Linked DNA regions of Homo sapiens: region 2 is linked to region 1. Evidence: chromatin contacts called from ENCODE Hi-C or POLR2A ChIA-PET data. All regions are on one chromosome and are shown on one strand. The core of a region is the stretch at or near the end of the contact, and the rest is flanking DNA. Distances in the headings are between cores, read along the strand shown.

Region 1 (2,700 bases), core at 16-2,515:
CATTAGCAGTGTCAAACAACAGTCATTTCTTCTTTTACTCTTCACATTGTGAGAGTTGTCTGAGCTCAGCCAGATGGGTCTTACTCAATCTCTCCTACAATTGCAGTCAAAAGGTTGCCGGTGGGAGTTGGAGGCTGCAGTGAGCTACGATCGCACCACGGCACTCCAGCCTGGGCAACAGAGCAAGATCCCGTTTCTAAATAAAAAGTTAGCAGGGCTTGAGGTCATTTTGAAGATGTTTCACTTGCTGGCCCGGGGCCTGAGCCGAGGAACAGCTGGGGCCCCTTGGGCTTCTCTGCTGCCCCCCGGCCCCTCCAGCACGGTGGCCTCAGGATAGTCGGGCTTCCCACGTGTCAGCTCAGAGTCCAGGGCAAGGGTCTGAGAGTGAGTGAGTGGCTGGGGGAAGTCTAGCGCCTTTGGGGACCTGGCTGCAGAGGTCACGTGTTGGCGCTGCCCACACATTCTGTTGGTTCAAAGTGGGTCTTTATTCAAATCACATTCAAGAGGAGAGAATTAGATGACACCACTTGTTGGGAGAAGTATTAAGAACTTATTTATTTATTTTTTTCACTTTGGGAGGCCGAGGTGGGAAGATCCTTTGAGCCCAGGAGTTCGAGACCAGCCTGGGCAATATAGGGAAACTCCCATTTCTATTTAAAAAAAACAAAAAACCAAAAAACTTATTTATTTATTTTTTAGAGACAGGGTTCTCACTCTGTCACTCAGGCTGGAGAGCAGTGGTGTGATCACAGTTCACTGTAGCCTCCACTTCCTGGGCTCAAGTGGTCCTCTTGCCTCAGCCTCCCCAGTAGCTGGGACTACAGGTATGCACTACCATGCCTAGCTAATTTTAAATTTTTTTTGTAGAGATGGGGGGTCTCACTATGTTACCCAGTCTGGTCTTGAACTCCTGGCCTCAAGCAATCCTTCTGCCTCAGCCTCTCAAAGTGCTGGATTACAGGCATGAGCCACCACACCTGGCCTAAGAATGTATTGTCAGATTTAAAACCATTGCAGGAGGATGGACCAGAGAAGAGGGCCCTGGGGCCCCAGAATGGGGGTTTATCTGCCAGCTGGATTCCAGGGGTCTGAGTACCCAGGTGTCTGGGGTGGGAGAGTGGGTGCAGGCTCCAGGTGGGCGTGTCCCCTTTGGGAAGGGCGGGACAGGGCCCTCCAGAGCCCAGGCCCAGGCTCTGGGCTGAGGCTAGGACAGTCTCAGAGCATTTCCCGCTGGACAGCCCCAGAATCTGACTGCAGTCTGTGCCAAGAGCACTTCGGCGTTCTGCTCCACTCCTGCCAGCCCCACCACGGACGTCACACCCCATCGGGCTCCCTTGTGCCTTAGTGCCTTTGCCTGAGCTGTCCCCTCTGTCTGGACTGCCCCATCCCTCACCATTCACCTTCTTCATGGCTCATGATTCTTCCAAACTTGCATCAACGGCCCCTCTCTTCGGAGGCCTTTCCAGGCCTTGTTATGTGTAGCAGGCCCGGGCACACACAGATGAAAGCAATCAGCCCTGTTCTCCAGGAGCCAGTGCATGGGGGCTCTGACACCTCCACATCCTGGAGGAGGAGGGAAGGAGGGGCTGAGGGAGCCCAACCGAGGGGCACAACAGGAGGTGTTGACGAGCCCACAAGAGCTAAGAGGGAGCCAGCAGCGGGGAAGGGCATTTCTTAAAAAGGGCACAGCAGGTGCAAAGGCCTGAGCGAGAGTGCAAGGCCCACCCAGGGGCCTGCAGACTGGAGTGTGGGGCTCTGGAGGGAAGACAGGTTCAGCTTGATCTGTGATGTGACTCCTGATGGGACAGTGAGCCTTTGGAGGGTGAGGTCATGCCCTGCGCGTCTCTGTGTCCCAGCACGACTGTGGCTGGGGCCAGCCACCTTCTCTGTGAAGGTTTTCACTGCATTCAGACTGTGCTGGGACTGGCCCCAGGAGGACTTGGACTAGCGTGTGTGTGAGTGAGTGTGCATGTGTGCACACATGTGTCTGTATGTGTGGACATGCATGTGAGTTTGCATGCATGTGTGTGCATATGTGTGTATGCATGTGTGAGTGTGCATGCATATGTGAGTGCATTGTGTGCACAAGTACGTGTATGTGTGTATGCATGTGAGTGGCTATGCGTGCGTATGTGTATGGGGTGTCTGCATGTGGGTGTGCATGCGTGTGTGGGTGTCTGCATATGTGTGTATGCATGTGAGTGGGTATGCGTGTGTATGTGGGTGTGCATGTGTGTGGGGGTGGGGGTGTGCATGGGGGTGTGCATGTATGTGCATGTGTGTGTGGGTGCATGTGTGTGTGCATATATGTGTGTGATATATGTGGGTGTGTGTGCATGTGGGTGTCAATGTGTGTGCATGTGTGTATGCATTTGAGTGTGGGTGTGCATGTGTGTTCATGTGGGTGTGCACGTATGTGTGTGTGTGTGTGTTCATGTGGGTGTGCGTGTGTGGGTGTGCATGTATGTGTGGGTGTGTGCGTTTGGGGGGTGTACATGTGTGGGTGTGCATGTGTGTGGGTGGGTGTGGGTGTGCATGTATGTGGGTGTGCGTGTGGGTGTGCATGTATGTGTGCGTGTGGGTGTGTGTGTGAGTGTGCATGCATGTGTGTGTTGACTTGCTAGTGCTCACACTTACCTCTGGGGCAGAGATGTGCTTGTTAGGTGCCCCCTCCCTCTCTCCACTCCATTCCAGCAAAGG
Region 2 (2,700 bases), core at 79-2,578, 140 kb after region 1:
CAGGCTCCAGAGTAGCTGGGACTACAGATACATGCCACCATCCCCAGCTAATTTTTTAAAATTTTGTGTAGAGATGGAGGGTCTCACTATGTTGCCCAGACTGGTCTCAAATGCCTGGCCTCAAGCAATCCTCTCACCTCGACCTGCCAAAGGGTTGGGATTAAAGGCATGAGCCATCGTGCTCAGCCAGGAAATATTTTTAACCATAATTGTGTTGCATCAAATTCACAGCCAGAAAGCAGAAATCTGAAAATTCGAAGCTTAGCAATAAGTACGTAAACCACACACACACACACACACACACACTCATACATACACACATTCACACATGCATACACACATTCACACATATACACACACATTCACACATATACACACACGCTTCCTATAGAACTGAGCTCAGGACAAAATCCAACTGTGAGGGCCACTGAAGGCCTGTTTTGCAAAACGGCTGCTCCAGTTTTTTTTCATCTGGATGAGCAGAAGAGAAAGACATGCTTGTGGGCCAGGCGCAGTGGCTCACGCCTGTAATCCCAGCACTTTTGGGGGGGCCTAGGCAGGTAGATCACGAGGGCAGGAGTTTGAGACTAGCCTGATCAACATGGTGAAACACCATCTCTATTAAAAACACAAAAATTAGGCAGGCATAGTGGCGCGTGCCTGTAATCCCAGCTATTGAGGAGGCTGAGGCAGGAGAATCGCTTGAACCTGGGAGGCAGAGGTTGCAGTGGGCTGAGATTGTGCCACTGGAGTCTGGCCTGGGCAACAGAACGAGATTGCACCTCAAAAAAAATTTTTTTAAATACAACTAAAAAATACAAAAATTAGGCTGGGCGCGGTGGCTCACGCCTGTAATCCCAACACTTTGGGAGGCCGAGGCGGGTGGATCACCTGAGGTCAGGAGTTCAAGACCAGCCTGGCCAACATGGTGAAACTCCATCTCAACTAAAAATACAAAAAAATTAGCTGGGCGTGATGGTACGTGCCTATAATCCCAACTACTTGGGAGGCCGAGGCAGGAGAATTGCTTGAACCTGGGAGGCAGAGGTTGTAGTGAACCGAGATCACGCCACTGCACTCCAGCCTGGACAGCAGAGTGAGATGTGCTTGTGGCCACTGGGAAGGGTCAAAGTCTTTCAAGTTCAAGTAGGGACCTGCAGAGAGGTTTCTCACGGCACAGCATGGAGCTGAAACAGGTCGTGAAACCAGATCAGACCCAGGGCCGGGGTGTGCGAAGGAGGCCTTGGGGCTCAGAGCTCTCGCCTGAGAATTTCACACAAGACTCGTCCCATTCTGCAGGTCTGGATTTGAGGATTTGCTCCTGGGCTTCACTGGTTATCTGCACATCGGTGCCAACTGGCAAAGGTCAAGGTAGGCTGGATCCAGGCTGGAACCAGCAGGTGCCCTGAGGACTGCGACAGGAAGCCAATTAGGAACAACTTCTTATTGTCTCCTTGCTGAAAACCACAGAGTTCTTATCTTCTGAAAACTTTGCTCTGGGCTGGAAGGCGTGGCTGGTTGCCCTGCTGGTATCAGGGCCACAGTGGGAACCAGTACTGGCCATTGGACTAAGTGTCCTTTTTTTAATTAAAAAAAAAAAAGTTGGATTATTTTATATACAGTATTAGTCCCTCTCCTCTCTCCTGCTTAATTTGTATTTAATTTTCTCTTTTTTTTTTTTTTTGAGAAGGAGTCTCTCTCTGTCGCCCAGGCTGGAGTGCAGTGGCATGATCTCGGCTCACTGCAAGCTCCGCCTCCCGGGTTCACGCCATTCTCCTGCCTCAGCCTCCCAAGTAGCTGGGACTACAGGTGCCCGCCACCATGCCCGGCTAATTTTTTTATATTTTTTAGTAGAGACGGGGTTTCACCGTGTTAGCCAGGATGGTCTCGATCTCCCGACCTCATGATCTGCCCGCCTCGGCCTCCCAAAGTGCTGGGATTACAGACGTGAGCCACCACGCCCGGCCTATAAAAAGTTGTATTATTATATTTTTAAAATTTTTTATTTTATTTTAGTGTGTTTGGCAGAGTCACCCAGGCTGGAGTGCACTGGCACGATCTCAGCTCACTGCAGCCTCCATCTCCCAGGATCAAGCGATTCTCCTGCCTTAGCCTCCCGAGTAGCTGGGATTACAGGCACCCGCCACCACACCCAGCTAATTTTTGTATTTTTAGTAGAGATGGGGTTTCACCATGTTGGCCAGGCTGGTCGCAAACTCCTGACCTCAGGTGATCCACCCGCCTCGGCCTCCCAAAGTGCTGGGATTACAGGCATGAGCTACCATGCCCAGCCCTCCTGGCTAATTTTTATATCTTTAGTAGAGACAGGGTTTCACCATGTTGTCCAGGCTGGTCTTGAACTCCTGACTCTCAAATACAAAAAATTGGCTGGGCGCGGTGGCTCACACCTGTAATCCCAGCACTTCGGGAGGCCGAGGCGGGTAGATCATGAGGTCAGGAGATCGAGACCATCCTGGCTAACATGGTGAAACCCCGTCTCTACTAAAAATACAAAAAATTAGCCGGGTGTGGTGATGGGCACCTGTAGTCCCAGCTACTCGGGAGGCTGAGGCAGGAGAATGGCATGAACCTGGGAGGCGGAGCTTGCAGTGAGCCGAGATCGTGCCACTGCACTCCAGCCTGGGCAACAGAGTGAGACTCCATCTCAAAAAAAAAAAAAAAAATAGTCCCAGCTACTCA

Evidence for each region. Hi-C counts contacts between places; a loop is a spot of excess contacts on that map. ChIA-PET counts read pairs that join two places held with the same protein, here RNA polymerase II (POLR2A). Pooled maps may share reads with other maps.
Region 2: a pooled map shows a loop between it and region 1 (9-fold over the local background). The contact joins two enhancer-like sites. A Hi-C loop is called at or near these places in 2 of 50 pooled maps. POLR2A ChIA-PET finds 5 or more read pairs at or near these places in 3 of 52 experiments (A549, H1 and WTC11).

What each region holds. Positions count from the first base shown.
Region 1 is chr7:74,494,071-74,496,770 of GRCh38, forward strand. The region is part of intron 1 of GTF2IRD1 (GTF2I repeat domain containing 1); the gene reads left to right. Among named protein-coding and RNA genes, the nearest start is that of WBSCR23, 37 kb to the right of the region's middle. RefSeq lists an enhancer at 1,045-1,643. Within about 2 kb of position 1,266, at least 3 of the 41 ENCODE cell types and tissues checked have a DNase peak (open chromatin) inside an H3K27ac peak, as active enhancers do.
Region 2 is chr7:74,632,368-74,635,067 of GRCh38, forward strand. No RefSeq gene overlaps it. Among named protein-coding and RNA genes, the nearest start is that of GTF2I, 24 kb to the right of the region's middle. Within about 2 kb of position 1,329, at least 2 of the 41 ENCODE cell types and tissues checked have a DNase peak (open chromatin) inside an H3K27ac peak, as active enhancers do.